2 separate regions of the Homo sapiens genome follow, and region 1 is linked to region 2. The links are chromatin loops, found by intact Hi-C in ENCODE. Cell type or tissue: PC-3. All regions are shown on one strand. Links, peaks and the distances in the headings refer to the core of each region. The heading gives the core; the rest is flanking DNA. Region 1 overlaps IL1RAPL1 (interleukin 1 receptor accessory protein like 1). Region 2 holds the start of IL1RAPL1 (interleukin 1 receptor accessory protein like 1).

Evidence for each region. Peaks named below come from ENCODE experiments on the same cell type or tissue, not always from the same donor. Only the 100,000 strongest peaks of a DNase experiment are listed, where the experiment ranks them.
Region 1: a loop joins it to region 2, with 11 times the contacts of the local background. A loop is called at or near these places in 7 of 110 quality-filtered maps.

The regions. Positions count from the first base shown.
Region 1 is chrX:28,798,295-28,806,294 of GRCh38, forward strand. All of the region lies in intron 2 of IL1RAPL1 (interleukin 1 receptor accessory protein like 1), which reads left to right. Among named protein-coding and RNA genes, the nearest start is that of IL1RAPL1, 210 kb to the left of the region's middle. In PC-3, for the core only: a CTCF peak has its summit at 4,514 (motif pointing left); no DNase peak of the experiment used is centred there.
Region 2 is chrX:28,581,558-28,591,491 of GRCh38, forward strand. It overlaps IL1RAPL1 (interleukin 1 receptor accessory protein like 1), which reads left to right and starts at 5,889. Exons shown (of 11, transcript NM_014271.4): 1 at 5,889-6,490. RefSeq lists an enhancer at 9,550-9,934. In PC-3, for the core only: CTCF peaks have their summits at 5,498 and 9,061; a DNase peak (open chromatin) is centred at 5,514; H3K4me3 peaks cover 2,529 bases.

The DNA.
Region 1 (8,000 bases), core at 1-8,000, 210 kb after region 2:
GGAAATTAGGGACACTGGTGTATCAGTATCTTACTGATGTTTTAACAAATTGCTACAAATATAGTGACTTAAAGCAACACAAATTTATTATCTTACAGTTCTTGAGGTTCTTTATCATCACATCTCCTCTGACTCTGACCCTTCTACCTCTCTCTTTCCCTTATAAGGGTCTTCATTATTATATTGGGCATCCTCAGATAACCCAGGACAATCATTTCATCTTAAAATCATGAATTTAATCAAATTGGAAACGTACCTTTTGCCATGTAATATGACATAGTCATATGCTTCAGGGATGAGGCAGTAGACATCTTTCTAGAGAACATTATTTAGCTTACTGCAACTGGCAATTAGCCAATTCAAACAAACTGTCTATTGAATGCGTTGAAGACTAGAGCAAGAATTGTCAGCCAGGAGCCAGATGGGAATGGAAGAGAAAAGAACAGGGAAGTTGAAAACTTTTGCTGAAGGGCCTGTGCAATCCATGGTGCATGATAAAAGGTGCAGAGGGTTTGTAGCAAAAGAAGAAAAGGGAAAGAAAACAGGGCAGAGGGAAAGGAAGGATGAGAGATGCGGAAGGAGAAAGAGGAAACTGATACTAGTGATGCTTTGGATCTTAAGAACATTTTAAGATTAATCTGCACTCCACACATATACTTTCAAAAATACCCCCTTTTCTTTGTGGTAGGCTAAAGGCGTCTGTGTTCCTTTCAACAAAGTAATACCTGACCTGAAAATGATTTCCAGACGTAAAGTAATAGCAGTGAGAATAGTGAAGACAGAAGAGAGAGCAATTTTAAAGTTAGACTCAATTGAAATAGATGATCAATTAGATGTGAGAGGTTATAAAGAAAGAGGTAAAGAAAAACATTCTGTAATGAGAGGATTGGGATACCATCCATCATATTAAAGGTCCCCAAAGCACAGAAACTTGAAATGACTACTTATTGAAGGAAAATAGTAAGGTCTTTGTGACTAAGATGAAGCCCCAAATGTAGATTGAGGATAGAATATGAGGGATTTTGAATATCTTGCAAGGAATTTTAGATTTTATCTTGAGAACAAAATATTTTGGCTGAGATATTTAATAACTTTGCAAATCCCTTTAGTAGAAAATTCAGTCTGGGTGGTTGGGCCTCTGATTTGATAGATCTGTTCATTGTGGTGTCTTCTCTACACCATAAAGATGAAACTTCTTGCTTTGTGTATGATGGTGTTACACACATTTGTGAGTCCATCAGTAAAGCTGCCTTTGCAGAGAAGGGAAGACACACAATCAAACTATGTAGGATCATACATGAAAATGGCATGGTCAAACCTGGTGTTTGACATGTAACACTCCCTGTAGAAAAGACTAGGGTGGGATTCCAGAATGACCAGTAAGGGACTCGATAAAAATCGTATTTACATATACTGAGGGCCTGAAAAGCAATCAAAGGCACTGAAAATAAATTTCTGAAGAATATATAGGATCTAGTGAGTGTTTGGAGATGAATTGTGAAATAATTCGAGGAGAGGTTATATTGATGGTGTCGCCAATTACAGAGAGAAGATGAATGGCAATTTTTGCGGGGAGAGTGGATGGAATGAAGTCAATTCGGAACATACAAGCTGTGGTAGTCACTGGAAGTATTGAGCTAATGGATTTATTGGTCTGGAATTGTACTAGTTTCCTGTGGCTTCTGTAACAAATTGTCACAAACTGGGTGACCTAAAACAATAAAATTTATTGTCTCACAGTTCTGGAGGCCAGAAGCCCGAAATCAAAGTATAAGCAGGGCTACACTTCTTCTGAAGGCTCTGTGACAGAAAACTTCCTTGCCTCTTCCACCTTCTGGTGGCTTCAGTTTTCCTTGGGTTGTAGCTGCTACCATCTTCACATGGCCTTCCCCTCTGTGTCTTTAATCTCCTTCTGCTTTTCTCTTATAAGGACACCTGTCATTGGATTTAGGATCCACTGGGAAAATCCAGCATGATCTCATTTTGAGATCTGTAACCTTAATTACATCCACAAAGATTCTTTATCCAAATAAATTCATATGCACAGGTCTTGGCGGACATATCTTTTGGGGGACCACTGTTCACACTGCAAATGTCAAAGCAAGAGGTATGGATTTTGAAATTGTCCTCATATTGAGAGCAACATGATGGAATGAGATTATCCAGGGAAAACATGCAGAGAGAGAAGAGGAAAAGAAAAGGGAAAGGGTGAGGATCAAGGATTCTGTGGAACACTAGCCCTGAAGAGGCTGGCAGAGAAAGAGCAGCCAGTCAGGGAAAGAGACTAAGGGAAAGCTAAGGGAGGAAGAAAGAGACCTTACTTGTTTTGGTTCCTGCAAACCAAGAGTGGAGAAAGTTTCAAAATGAAAGAATGATCATGTTACATTCTTTGGAAAGTTGTGTCAGATAACTGAAAATACGTCATTAAATGAAGATTCAGGAAAATGTAGGGGTGGAGAGACAACGGAGTCTGAAAGAAGTTGATGTCAGGTTTTAAAAAGTATATATTGTACAAAATCAGTATATTAAAGGGCCTTTGCATATTAAAGGGATTTTATTTATTTATTTATTTATTTATTTATTTATTTATTTATTTATTTATTTTGAGACAGAGTCTTGCCCTGTCGCCCAGGCTGGAGTGCAATGGTGTGACCTCGGCTCACTGCAACCTCCACCTCCAGAGTTCAAATGATTCTCCTACCTCAGCCTCCTGAGTAGCTGAGATTACAGGCACCCGCCACCATGCCCAGCTAATTTTTGTATTCTTAGTAGAGACAGGGTTTCACCATGTTGGCCAGGGTGGTCTCGAACTCCTGACCTCGTAATCCGCCCCTGCTTGGCCTCCCAAAGTGCTGGGATTACAGGCGTGAGCCACCACACCTGGCCAGGGATTTTACTTTTTAAAGTTTGTTTAACTGTTTAGAAATTATGCTTTTTCTATTTAGGTAAAACGAGTATAAAACTTGTGGTCATCCATGCTAATGAAAAGAATTGTACATTAGTACAGATATAATAGTATAGATAAAATTTTTTCCAATCAAAAACTTCTTTTTTTTTCCAATCAAAAACTTCTTTTAGCAAGAATTAAAACATGTTTTGCCATAGATAAACCTCCTGAAGGAAGGGTGATACTGATTTAATTTTCGTTTTTTCATTTCATAAATACAGATATGGAAGATAGCTTACAAGTGTATTATAATTTTCCACGGTTAATCTTCATGTTAAGTATCGTAAGTTCCAGGAAAGGTCTACAGACAGCTAATATTTACACTCCAACTTTCATTCACAGTGATGATCACAAAAATTACATCTTTTTAGTTAGTATCTCAGAAGTGGCTTACATTAATCTGATGAGTATTATATTAGGTTGGTGCAAAAGTAATTGCAATTTTTGCCATTACTTTCAATGGCAAAAACCGCAATTAGTTTTGCACCTACCTTATAATACCCACAGCAGTGGAAATTAAAACACTTGGGTTTCAATGCAGCTGCTAACGAGCCTTGTTGATTGGGAACATGTCCCTAACTGAAGCTGTCATATCTTTGGTTTCCTTTTTCATAAAGTTTTGCACTACAACATTGTCCATACAAATAATAGTTCATCTTTTTGTTCCTTTCACAAATATTTATTGAGCACTTTCAATGCATACTAAGTATATACCTGACACTTTTTTCTGTAACTTATTTTACATGTTTGCAAATTGATCACACGTTTAAAAAGGCAGAGTTTGTGACCAGAGTACCTGAGGCCCATTGTTAGCTACATTTAACTTTGTGCTATACAGTTTGAGTCAGCACTACAGAGTGGAGGATGTTATTAGCTTAAAACAAAGGTTCTGTTAAGAGAAAAAAAAATTAGTTTTTATTTCTTTTTAAATAGCACACAGTATATCATTAGAAAGCCAAATTAAAAATAAGATACTTCTCCTTGCATGTGGTGATGTGATTAAGTAAAATTTGGTTTGTCAGTTTCAAATACCAAACCATGTTTTAGTCTATTTTTGCTTATTTAAGGCAAATTTCTTTTTGTAGAGTTATGGTCTCTTAAGACATCTATGCAAGACACCTTGCATGGGAAATGTTGCCTTAAGGCGATGACAGTGAATAACTTTGCCAAGTTTTAAAATCTCTGAGGGTTATATATAAATATTTCTTCAAAAAATGTCAGTGAGCCTCTTGTGAGTATTCTCAACACTATTCAATTGTCATTTATGTTTTACTAACTGTACTAAAATATTTCCAAATTAGTTTTGCTACCTTGAGCTCAATAAAGTACTGCCATTGGCATCTTACTTTAAGTTCTTAATGCATATTCCACTTATTTTGTATTCCAAATATTATGTTGTAAATAGTAAAGAAAAATTATTCTTATCAATGATGAAGAAAGATTTTCATACTCTGGTGCATTAATATTTTTCTGAAATATATTGTCATATCAGAAAAAATGCAACTATCTGAAAAGAGGATTCTTCCAATTTTTTCTATAAATATGTTCTATAAAGCAATTGTACTCTCCAATGCCATCTTGTGGCTTTTTAGGATTGATGAAAATGCGGTAATAAACACAGAACACAGGGAGAAATAAACATGGGAAGAAAACTTCTGATGAATTATTGCTCAGTGATTATTTTACTTGATCTTAATACTGTTCAAACATTTATTTGCCCTGATTTATTGCCTTAGGTTTTATAAAGAGTATATATATATTTCTCCTATATTTTGCTACATTTTTATAATAGAAATGTTCATTGAGATCTTGTAAGGAGATAAAAATATCGTATTTTTATGATCTTAGCATCATGTCCATTTGTAGCCCTATATTACCAGAATTCAAATTATTTTGACAAGTGCATTGATATTATAGACTTATTAAAAATCCTCTTTTAATACATTGCTGTCATTAAGGTCTTGTCATTTTAATAATTCAGGTGTCGAAAGGAGAAAAAGTCATTAAAGATTTTAGTTGCTCACTATTATAAATAAGAGCTGCTGAGAAGAATATGGAAGTGAAGATCTTGTGTGGATAGATGTGTGCTTCACGACTTAGGTTTTCCTGCTGGTCTATTGGACAGGCCTTGGAATAGGAGATGGGAGGGCCTAGGTAGAATCAAGCTAAATGGAAAGCACTAGTCATCAGGCAAAGTTACCTTGAAAAAGCAGTTACTTTTATCTGCATGTCCCAAAGAATGAAGACCAAGAGAAATTATTGGTCGGCAATGTTTTGTTTTTTTAAAGTGAAAAATTTTCAAAGGGTCTTAACAGTTATAAATGCGTTTTCAAACGAAAGGCATATAATACACCCCCCACACACGAAAATATTAGCATGCTACCAATGTTTTCAAACTTTGATAAGAATATTTTTCCTGTTATGAGCACTCATCTAAAATATGTACAACTGTACTTGATTACGTGTGTTTCTTTTAGGATTTTATGCATGGAACCTACTTCTTCTTAAAGGACAAAGTAACAGGTTGTGTACACCAATGTTAACAAGCATTTATTGAATTCCTAGTATATACCAAGTGCTTGATAACATTGATTCACATCAGCTATGCCTGGGCATAAAAAAGGTTAAAATGTTTAGATATTTGTTTGTAGAAACTTGCCTTTTGTATTCTTTATTTAAAAAACAAACTTGTGGAAAATTTTATTAATAGAAACCAAGGCAATATGATTTATCTTTATTAATTTGATCATTCTTAGTTTTCTATACCTATGAATCATATCCTGAAAATTGTTTATATAATTTCCTCATAACTTTGCTGATTTTTTTAAGAAACATATGGAGTGCTTATTTTTGTAACTGCATGCCTTTTTACTTTATAAAATCCATGTATCTGTCATGTCTTTGGAACTGGTGGTGCTATAGGCATTGTCCTTTCATATTCACTAGTCAGTTCTAATTTATTCTTTGTATTTAGCAAATGTTTTCAGACAAAACATACTGTAAACAAGCAACTGGACTGAATTCTCTGGGGGATTAAAAAAGATGAACAATCTACCACCTCTGCTATTAAATACCTTGCAAAAAATAAGTGATATGAGATATCATACATGTATAGTATATTACTTTCCTATTGTAGCTGTAACAGATCACCACAAATTTAGTGTCTTAAAACAACACAAATTTATTATCTTATGGTGATGAAGGTCAGAAGTTCTAAAATCCAGGTATCAGCAGGGATGCATTCCTTTAGGAGGCTCCAGGGAAGAATCTGTTTTCTTGCTGTTCCCAGCTTCTAGAAACCACCTGTATTACTTGTCTTGTTGCTCCTTCCTGAACTCAAAATCATCAGCATAGCATCTTCCAGTCTCTGTAACCTTTACTTCTACTGTCACATCTCCTTCTCTGACTCTGACTTTCCTGCCTCCCTCCTGTAAATATCCTTGTGATTACATTGGGCCCACCACTTTAATCCAGAATGATCTCTCCATCTCATGATCCTTAACTTAATCATACCTTCTAGGTTCCTTTTGCCACTTAACAGTCACAGGTTCTAGGAATTAAGATATGGACATCTTTGGAGAGTCATTATTCTGTCAATCACAGTGGTATATTAGAGTAGCTTTTACATAAAATAGTTTGATATGGATGGAATACATCTATATCAGGGCACAGTACAGAATAAGTGATGAGGGAGTGTCAGGAGAAAAGGTGGAAAAAGATAGATGGGAGCCATATCACAAGGACTTTGTATGACATGACAAGAAATGCTAATATTATGCTCTAGGAAGTCAGGAACCATTGAAGAAATTGCAGCAGAGCTTAGTAGGAATAACCTGACCAGATAGATTGGAAAGAGCTCTAAGACAAGAGAGTGGGAAATGAGGCCAGTAGTCCAGGTAAGAAAGTCATGAACTGAGCCAGTAACAGCAGGAATAAAAGAAAGAGAGATGGATTTGATTGCTAGTAAAAACTGGAAGTAATAAAAACTAGCAGGTGATTGTACAGTGAAGAGAGGGAGGTGGAAGGTAATTCCAGCTGCTTTTATTAAGTTAAAAATTCTGTTGAGAACTAGTAGCTAATGTTATATTTCTAGTCTATATTTTTCCTGGTCAAATACATTTTTGGGTTTTCAAAATGATGTATCTTTTGCAGTGTGGATTCCGACTGACAAATTGTACATCTGAAATAAAAATCTGCGTTTGGGTCCACTGTAGGGTTCTTTCAAATGTCTTCTACCCTTGTGCCTATAATGAAGTATTGTATCAATGGGTCTTGCCTTGATAATCTCAGTGAAGAACTTCAAGTTAACACAGGGAGAAGCTTTTTATTTTTTTAAGATGTCAAGTTTCTTTTAGTATGTAGTGCTAAATTGTGGTATACCTACATGCATACACACATATGCACATGTATCCACTCAAATATACACACAGTTAACTATTAATTCACAAAACACACTTGTATTGCAGCTTTCCTATATGCCAGTTGCTGAGGATTCAAAAACAATAAGAATATATGATCGCTGCATTTTAAAAATATCTGTTTTATTTACCTAACTAAATAGTATAAGCTCGTTGAGTATAAAAACATCTTTATCCGTTTTTATATGTATACATATATGTATGTATATATATATATATCTTTTGTAATCGCTATGCTTAAAAGAGTCATTGCATAATCAGTACTCAGTACATCTTTGTATTTCATTTCTGGATTTAAGAACACTGAAAAATCTCATCACAGCACTCTCTATTTTCCTGTGGCAATGTACATGCATGTCATAACTCTTCTCTGATACCAGAAACTCCTTGAGGAATGATCTCTATATAGGTTAAGTTCATTAATGAGGCTTTACACATAGCATTATTTGACCAATTGTTATATAAGCAAATGAATAATTTTAACTTACATGAAATGAATAGTTTCATTAGAGTTTACATTTCTCTGAAAAGGAGGAATTAAAGCTTTATTTTTAGTTGGCAGGGTGACCTGACCATTCATGGTTATTGTGTATAATCCCCTGCTGAAATTGTAATAGCTGAAGCTGAAAGCACTG
Region 2 (9,934 bases), core at 1,935-9,934:
ACCAAGCAAGAGTGTGACTATAAGCACAGTCCCAGCCTCAGCTCTCCACAGGAGGGAGAGCTTGGAGTATAAATTGCACCACAGAGTTTTTTCAAACTATAGTAAAAAGAGCCAGGGTTTCATACTTCCACATCAGTCAGTTCTTGGGTAAGGTGGAAGAGGGTTTCAAATTCCAGGTACTTCCTGTTCTCATCACAGGCATGACACACAGTGCTAGTAGCCCAAGAGCAATTGTTAAAGAGGGTATGGGTGCTGGCCTTTAGAAGCAAACTACAGAGAAGAGGGTGATGGCTGTGAGTACACAGAGCTAGTCTGGGCTGAACTTTCACAGCCCCTGCCTTACCTTCTTTTCCCAATCTATTTTCCTCTGAAAAATATTATTAATCTAGGTAATTTGAGTGATACTGAAATTTGATTCCATATTTTATACTTGGAAACATTAGCTCACACTGTTCTCTTCCTTCATCAAACCTATTTTATACGCTGTAATTACCGTGAAATGCCCTGAATCATTTCAGAGGAAGTGATCTTCCATATATTTACATCAATACCGTTTCATTTATTTTCCCAAACCCAGAAGAGTATGAATTCTGCCCTACCACCCCCAAAGCATTCAATGCAGGAAATATTATTATTTTACCTGCTTCAACCACAATATCTGAAGCTATTTTTTTGTGCGTTCAATTTGAAGTAGAAGATATGCCACAGGTTCTGTGTCCTGGATATCATGAAGTCTGATATAAATACATATAAAAAGTGCAAGTGGTCTATTTCAGCAGAACTCTATGCAGAGATCAGAAATTCACCAGGAAATAGGTCTTTGTAACTCCCAAGTTCTGGTTAGATTTTAATAAAATGTAAGCTTTAGGAGAGCAGGAAACTGAACTAGATATATCCATAATGATACCCTCAGTACTTTGAACCATGCCTGGCACATAGTGGGTTTCCAGGGCACATTTCCTGAATCAATTACAATTTTAATATTTCACCCACCTGAAATATTGTTCTGCGGTTTTATTTAAACTGGCTGTCAGCATGGAATGACTTCTGCATTCTCTCCTGGAAGTGGGTGAATTTCCATGGTGAGCCATTCCTCTATATACAGTTTGCAAATCATTTTGGGAACCTTCCAAATGAAAGGCACTGTATAAATATACCCTCCCACCAGCAGCCAGCCGGCTTTCCACCGGGGATGCATTTGCATCGCTTATGTACACAGTGTTTCATTTGGGGCATTGCTTTTATTTTTATGACCATAAAAGAAATATTCACAGTATGAACAATAATGTAAACTGCATTCAAGAAGATATATATTTATATATTTTTATGATTCAAAACTTAGAAATCTGAAAGAAAAGCAGGCATGGCATTTTTCTTTCCTGTTGCTGTTTGCTTTTTCATAGCATTCTTTATTATTCCTGAACTTTATGGTGGAATTTTGCTGAAATGCTCAAGTCTTTGTCTGTACCTCATTTGAGAATATGTGGTGGTGGGTTCAAATGAATATTGCTGGCAAAAGGCCTGAAAATGAAGAGTACTTGATTTTGCATTTATTCAAGGCTATAATAATAGTTTGCTTTAGCGCAGCTTTTTGTGGATGGAGGCTTCTTTAAGGAGAGAAAGAGAAAAAGAAGCAACCTCAGGTATAAAATACCTTCTAAGTAACTTAGCATGATAATCGAAACTTTCACAGATGGAAGAGGCTTTGAAGAGACGTATTTTAGCCTTCAAAACAAAAGGGGGGCTGATTTCATAGAGCATTGTGGGGAGCTAGACTTTGAATTCATATCATATGGAAAATGTTTAGTGAACTTTGAAATAAACTGCCAACAGAATTAAATCAAAACCTCTGTAAATTATGTATTTATCTACATAGAATCATCTGCACACAAAAATGAACTGAATTATAACTTCTTAATTTATACATTTCCATAATTAAATTTAAACTGAATAAAATAACCCAATTCAGACATATTTCCTAACCTTAAGGATATTCTAGCCTTAAGGATTTTATTAAAAAGAGAAGCTACTCTGAATATTCAGAGTAATTTTATATAAAAAGTATCTAAAAAGGTAGATTAAATAAAACTCTTGTTCACTTCACTGAGTGGCTGGCAGCTGAGTAGGCTCTCTTTCTCTCTTTAAAGAAGCCTCCATCCACAAAAAGCTGCGCTAAAGCAAACTATTATTATAGCCTTCAATGACGTGAAATGTGAAGAATTAAATTTCAACTACCAATAGTTAAAGACAGAATCAATAAGAACTTGAGTTCATTTCAGGTGTTGATCATTCTCTTTCGTAAATACCAAATTTGATATTTTCTCACGTTTTACTACTAAAACAATGAAAGTGATTTTTGAAACCTTAACTATAGGATAGTAATATTAGGAAATAGCTCACTCAGTTTATTTTGGGGTTTGTAAAGTGGGGTTATATTCTCCATCTCCCAAGTCAGAATATTTCTGTAGCTAACCTTTAATTTCATACTCCCATTAATACCAACCTTGTTTCATTAAAATGAATCTAATGTACAGTATCTTGACATTCTTCTTTATTACTAGAAAATAAAACAGCAGTTTCTTCAACTGAGAAAAGCTAGAAGCATGGAATTGATCTGCAGCCAGTTTTTACTACAAACCCCATAATGCTTTGCATTATAGCCTACAATCCCCATACTGCAGTGCCAAACCTACAGTTAACCATCATATTACTGGAAAGAAAAAGAACAGAATATTTGAGAACTATGTAGCATGCAAGGATTCTACTTGAATAGTAAATTATCAATTTGTTTCCAGTATTTTGTGATTTGCTTGCCTTTTCCTTTAGTAAAAAAGGCATATTTATGGATATGCACTCTATTTCCTCATCCTCAATATAATGTCGCATATTCTCAAATGATATATCAAGGTATATACTTTCCATGTCAAAGACTCTTTTTTAAAAATATCCATCATTGGGTTGTGTAGTTTTCCACCCTCCTTTGGAGGGAGGTCAGCTTTATTCAGATTTTAAAATAAAAATCACAATACATTGTTGAATGCTCTAAACATCTGCAAATGAGAATTCAGTGAAGTAATTAAAATTCTTAATTAGATGCACCTTGCAGCTGCCGTTAGTCTTAATTGGCAATAATGCAGCTACATTTTGTTCTGACACATATCTTCAGAAGAGTTAGAGAACTGAAGGGAGGCAAGAGGAAAATGTTCCCACACAGTTCAAGATAGTTCGCACAAAGAGGATCCCATGGCAACAAACAGCGAGGCCCACAGTTGGCTCTGTAGGATCCAGGAATAGACAATGCTTCACCTCAGATTCAAACAAACACTTCCTTTCCTGGATCTGATCATTTCATTTGAAATGAAAGCACTTTAAATCATCTCTTGAAATAGGATTGAAGTGGTCAAATGTTCACCTGTGTCCTCGAGATGCTTTTCAAAGCTTCTAGATGCTCTCTGCAGCCCATGTCAAGGTAATAATCATAACTCCTTCTCTGTGTACAGTAACAAACTGACTTGCAGAACATTTCAAAGAGAGGACGTGATTTTTGTACCATATGGAGCTGGACAGCACGTTGGCAACTGGTTAATTTCAACCTGTCATTTTATAGACAAGGAAACTGAGGCCAAGAGAAATTAAAGTGATTCCCTTGGGTAATTATGGCTACTTAGGAGTAGAATTTAGACTCAAATCTAGGATTGGAGCCTACGGTCAAGACGTTTACTTTTAAATTTTGCTTGAAGCAATTACATTTACACTTGTTACTTGTGCCCCCCTCCAGGTCTGCTTGAGGTCTATTCACATTCAACTGGGTCAACTAGAGGACTGTGATGGAAGGTATAGAAAATCTAGATCACTCACGTTGAAAGGAGGGGAATATATTTCCTCTTCACTTCTAATCTTCAGTTTAGGCTGAATTATAGCATGTGGGGAAGAAGCAGAGGGAAGAAAAACACTGGCACAGAAGATGTGAACATGGGTGAGTTAGCTTCAAAGAAACCTTGTAAGACTTGCCTACCGACTTTAACCACATTTTCCCTCTGCTTAGGTTGGAAATTTCAGTGTACTGCTCCTTTTTTCGAAATACAGTTTTACCTCCCTGTCTAGTCTCCCTGCCTGCTGTTATTCTCACCTGCGCGCTTAGTTTGTATTCGTTTAGCTCACATTTTACCTAATTTTTAAAGTGTTTTCTTTATCTTGATGCGTGTTTTACTCCCCAAATTAAAACAGTTCTGAAGGGCCAAGGCTACTTTACCTATTTATTCTATTTTTGGTTTATCCGGTTAAGCCTGCCATTACAAAAGCTTGTGGGATACATTACAAAATGGGTTAAGGTTTTTAAGTACATGGGCTGCCGGTGTTGAATGGGAAAGGTTGCAGGGTGGGGAGAGGGAGAGAAGTAACTAGAAAAGCGGCTCGCTGCCTTTTAATCATCCAGCCTACTCAGCTGCCGGAAACTGACACTGTTGCTGCAGTGTAAACATTAACATTTTTTAAGGGTCTTGCTACTCCAAATGTGGTCCACAGCCCAGCAACATTATTATGGGCCACGGGCGAGCTTATTAGAAACGCAGGGTCTCAGGCCTCACTCCAGATGTACCGAATCCGAATCTGCATTTTAACAAGACACCCAGGTGACGGTGTGTACATCAAAGTTTGAGAATCACGGAATCACATGTGAGTGTTATACTATCCCAATGTAAATGGTCAAGGACCTTAAATTGAGCAAATAACCTAATGTATTTACCCGTACCTACTTTGACCCTCTTTCTTCATCACAAATTCATCTCAGAAACCAGCAGCGAACTCTTTTGCAGGGAACTCAATTACGCGGTGGATGGGAGGAGGATCCTCTTCAATACCCTCCCCTCCGCTCCTCCTCCCACTCCCCACCCCCACCCCGCACTCCCAGAGAGCCTTCCACAGGCACCCTTCTCCCAAGCCCCACTCACTTAGGGAAGATTTTGCTCCTCCCCCAAACTGAAAGCGCGGCTGTGAGGAGGGTTACTGCTTGAAGGACTCACAGTTTGCATATCAATACAGACAGAGGCACTTTTGCAAAACTGCCCTTTAGAAACAATTATCATCTTAGCACCTGAGGTTTGTTTGGAGCAGCCCCCGCACCCCTTCTCTCTTGTAATCCATCTTAAAGTGATACGGAGAATGGGGGCGTTGGGGAGACAGTGATGGGGGTGGGAGGGTCGCGCGCAATAATAAATCTGCTTCAAAGAGAAGAGATGAAAAGGAGGTTATCAAGAGTGTGTCGGCTTAGGCATCACTCTCTGTATCTTTCTGCTTCCTAGAGAAATGGAACCATAATTCTAAGGTGGCTAAGGCAAGACTGTATAAGCATCCAAATTTGCCAGTCTGCTTTTGCCTGGAAGAACAGATTTCCGTTATTTGAAGCCTCCCAGGGTCCTTTCCAAAAGATTCCCAGGCTACCTTCCTTCCACTTCGGTCTTCTGAGAACTCAAACTCGCAAAGCGGTGGCTGTCTGTGGATTGGCTAGTACTAAAATATCCATTGGGTGGCAGTAATACTATCCTCTTTATGACTTGCAGCAAACCAGAGAATGCATTCAATCAAATGAACCGATCTTGTAGAAACACTGGAATCATTTATGCGTTGCAGTTTCTCTTTCTTGTTTTCGCTCCTTCTTCCCTGGGATATTTTGAGTGGATTGTGGCTATTAATCAAGATCTCGTGCTATTCGTGTTTTGCTTGTGGTTTTCGCTCAGGATTAGCATCATTCAAGGCAAACGCAAAGCTGCTTTTCCCACCCCCCCCCCCGACTCTTTTTTGAAAAATCATTTTTGGGGGCTGCTGAGGAGAGCTAGGACCCAGGAGACACCTTCCCAAACAGCAGGGGTTGTGTGCTTTCACATAGCAGTACTGTACAAGGAAAACCCCGTCGGATCTGTTATTGCGGGATACTTGTGAAATATACATAGGATTCTTTCTTATGGCTGCATCCCGGATCTGGAAATTTTACTTGGGGACCAGGAGGATTTGAAAGGCTGCATGTACTCAGAAGATTTGCAAGCAACACTCCAATTCTTGTCATAGAGCTCGCAGACTTCTCACTTATCGGCTTTTTTCCTTCCTTATTTTTTAAGAATTATTCTTATTTTCCCCTCTCTTTTTCTGCTCTCTCCTCTCTCAGTCTCTCCTTTTCTATCTGCCTCTTCATTTTTCTCCTAGTCTGTTTTTTTTTTTCCTGCTCTGCACCTGGATTGTATCTTCAGCAAACAATCGGGCACTTTGAGAACTAACTGGAGACAGTCTTGTAGGGAAGATCTGTATGGAATTATCTGCTTTTATGGTGAACTTGGCATTTGTGAATGGGAATCTTGTTCACAATATTAATTGCTAGCAAAAACAAGAAAAAGAACACAGGAGTAAAACGTGGATTTTTCTGAATACGCATTGTGATGACCAGCAATTACCTTACCGACTAATATCCAGAGGAGAATAATTTGGAAGACTGTTGTGGGTAAGGTCATTTTATATATGCAAACCCATCAGTGGCATGAGCAAACTTGGGCATTTGTAATGGGAATGGGTGACTTGAATGATTGCTGCATCGCATTGATGGCTGTGATGTGGCCGTTATTGGCACTGAATGGAATAACTGCAGTTGGGTGTGTTGATATGTGTGTGTGTGTGTGTGTGTGTGTGTGTGTGTGTGTGTGTATGTGTGTGTGCGTGTGTGTGTATATGTATGTGTGCCCGTATTCTGAGTGCAATTGAAAATCAAAGTATCACTCTCTCCCCCAATTATTTTGATATGGAAGAGTGTCTTGAATTAATTCTGGGTAGACACTCTTTGTTTGAATGTAATATTTGTGGCCCCTGCGTTCTGGAAGGGGTAGCAGCAGTAAAAGAAACACTTAGTGAAGAGCCCCATTTAAAATGAAACGAGCTACTCTCTATGCATTAAAAGAAATATGTTTTCAACTCAGTGCAGCATTCTGCTGCATTTCACAGCCGCAATGGGACCAGGGACATCCCACTTGTCAAGTTCTTAAACTTTAAGGTGATAATCATCGTTAATTGTTCTCTAGGTTGTGGTTACTGGAGATTATTAAGCGCCCTGGGCTACTTTTTTATCTACTGGATTATCACTCAGAGTGAAAAAAGGAAAAGAAAAGAAAAAGCTAAAAATGATGGCTAACATAGAGAAGAATAAGGCAACATTATCTTAAATATCACCACAGTGCTTTCTTTCTCAAGTTCAATTGCCCAATAATATAATTATTTACCCAATATCCTAAATAGCTGAAGCTGAGACCCACGTGCAGGGGAGTCGAAGGTCTGAAAGCAGAGACCGTCCTTTTATTGCAATGCAGCCAGCTTGGGAAATGCAGGCAATTAATTACATACTTCCCCTAACCTTAAGTTGAAGATGTGTCCTGTCTGCTACATCTATTTTACCCTTTCGGTAAAAAGTTAGAGACTAGAACACTAAGGATGTTTAAGCATATTCTGCCTGGGAAATGGGATAAAGAAATCAATATTGATGACGTGGTTCAGTGCACTGTACTGCAATGCTAAAGTTCCATATTCAGTGCCTGTGATGAGAGAGTGGAGCATTTACATATGTTATAAATCTCACCTGGTAGATTGATCCAAAGGGGAGGGGAGAAGATATGTGGATATGTAGGAAGATGGATGGAAGTCGTGCATAATCGGTGATTATGTAACTTCATTACATCAGCGAGTTTCAGTCAACGATAGTGAGATGAGATGATTGTATAGAGAGAGGCTCCATCACCCTGTTAACTTTTGAAGGCTTGTAACAGCTAACAGAGGAGGAGGGCAGAGAGAGATTAGCTCCAAGGGTCCTGTAAACCTTGATCTCTATGGCAAATTTTGCATGAGTTTTCTCATAGTGAGTTTCGGAGGGACATCAGATCATATAAGCTTTAGGGCTGGACAGGACCAATTTTAGCCACACCCGTGGAGAGTCAAAATGAGTCTGCGATGTTTCAGAAGTGCCCCATTGAGTAACTGGGACTGATGATTCCAGCCAAGGTCATAGTTCTTTACCCTAGGATTGAAATATATGACCCCAACTGAATGGAAAGTTAAATTCATTGAAATGATGACTGTGAACGGAATGAATATTTAGGGTCCTTTCTTGCATTTTTCCTGGTAGAGCTTGATGCAGATTTCAGCCTGGTGGTTCCCTCATAAAAATGATGATTGCTTCCACAGCGTGTCAGAAATGACTGTTTTGTCCCTTTATCTTAACCATGACAATCTCTTTCTGGGCCATTTTAACCTTCTGGGAAAAGAGAAGTAAAAGCATTCAAAGGTAACAGTACCCTGTTAAATTACAAATTAAATGGCACTGGATTCATTATTAACACAAATCCCAGAAAAAAAGAGCAATCCATGTTCAAGTTTCACTTATTGAATGGCTTAAAAGACAGGTTGCAGCTGCCAAAGACTTTTACCATCATATGAGATAAATGTACTGTGCTCACTGTGCAGAGAAGGGAATACTGCAGAATAAAATGTCATTTTCCCTCATGTTTTATCTGGAGTTGTGATTTTTTTTAAAGAAGATACACATCAGGTCCTTTTGGCCTTCTACTGTTTTAGGATCTGTTTTCTCCTCAATAGATCACATATTCACAAAAAATGAAACTTCTGAAATCCTAACCCTGTTCAGTTGAATCACCTTATTATCTAGTTGTGCTATTTCCTATTTCTCTTTACATTTATTTTACAAAGAGGGCTAAACGACTTTTCTGTCAGGGAGATGAGATGATTTTTTTCTGTTTTTCTTTTATTTCTCATATTCCATTTCCTTCCAGTCCTAAGGAGTAAGATGCAGAATCTAGACACCCTCTAAGTAACTTTGAAAAGATTTGCTCACCCTGAGTCAGAATGGTGGGATTGGGGAATGAAATTCTAAGGTCTGATATTTGAGGTGACTTTCATACTTCTGCAGGACATGCACAAACATTGATGTATTGTGCCAGTGGATTGGGAGGTTTGGCGTTCATATTGTGTAGGAAATTGAATGTGAATTTAACTCCTGATTCCTTCCTTCAGGGGTCAGGGTAGCACAACAGCTGCTTCCAGGCTGTTGGTTTCCAACTATGTGCACAAATATAGTCTGTAATGATTTTTCCTACTCCTTCTTTCAATATTTTATAAATGACTTCCTCAGTTGTTTTCTGACGTAAGCCACACATATGTTACCAAGCAGGGCATAGGTTTTCTAAGCTCAGTAGGAGATGGAAATAATAGCAGGATGGAAAAAGATTCTGTACAAAAAGACACTGGTTGTGAAGCAAATATACATATGTAATTGCTAACTCCTTACTTGAAGACTGCATATACTTCTATTAGGAAAGATAGTTTCAATCATGTTAATGGCACTTTATAAGCTGTTACTTTCTTTAGGAAGATTATGTAACTAAGGCAGGTTATGGCATTTTTCTTAAGTATCCTACACATTAGTAATAAAAAGCTTTGTCTAATAGGAAAGCATTTAAACATGATGGCAGTGGGTAATTTGAAATGTAACATCTATTTTCTATTTTATTTCCATTTTGTCAGCCGCAGTCATGTAGTTAGGTTAGAAAATATTTGGGAAAAAAAGAAATACCATTTATGAATATGAAAGCTATCAATTTTGCTTCCTGACCAGTTGCTTCAGCAAAGTAAGGAGATTTAGCAGATAAGTAATCACGGTATTCCTAAAACTAGAGAAAATTTTAAATTGAATTTTCATTATGTTTGCAACATATGTGAACAAATCAGTATTACTTTTAAAATGGCTATTAGATAAAACATTTTAAAGAACAGTTGAACTTTGAAGATTTATATTTCAGAATTTGTTAGTTTGTTACACACTGAAATGTTTGGGATGTACTTTGACTTACAACAGATATGATGTTTGGTGTTTGGCAAATCTTGTGTT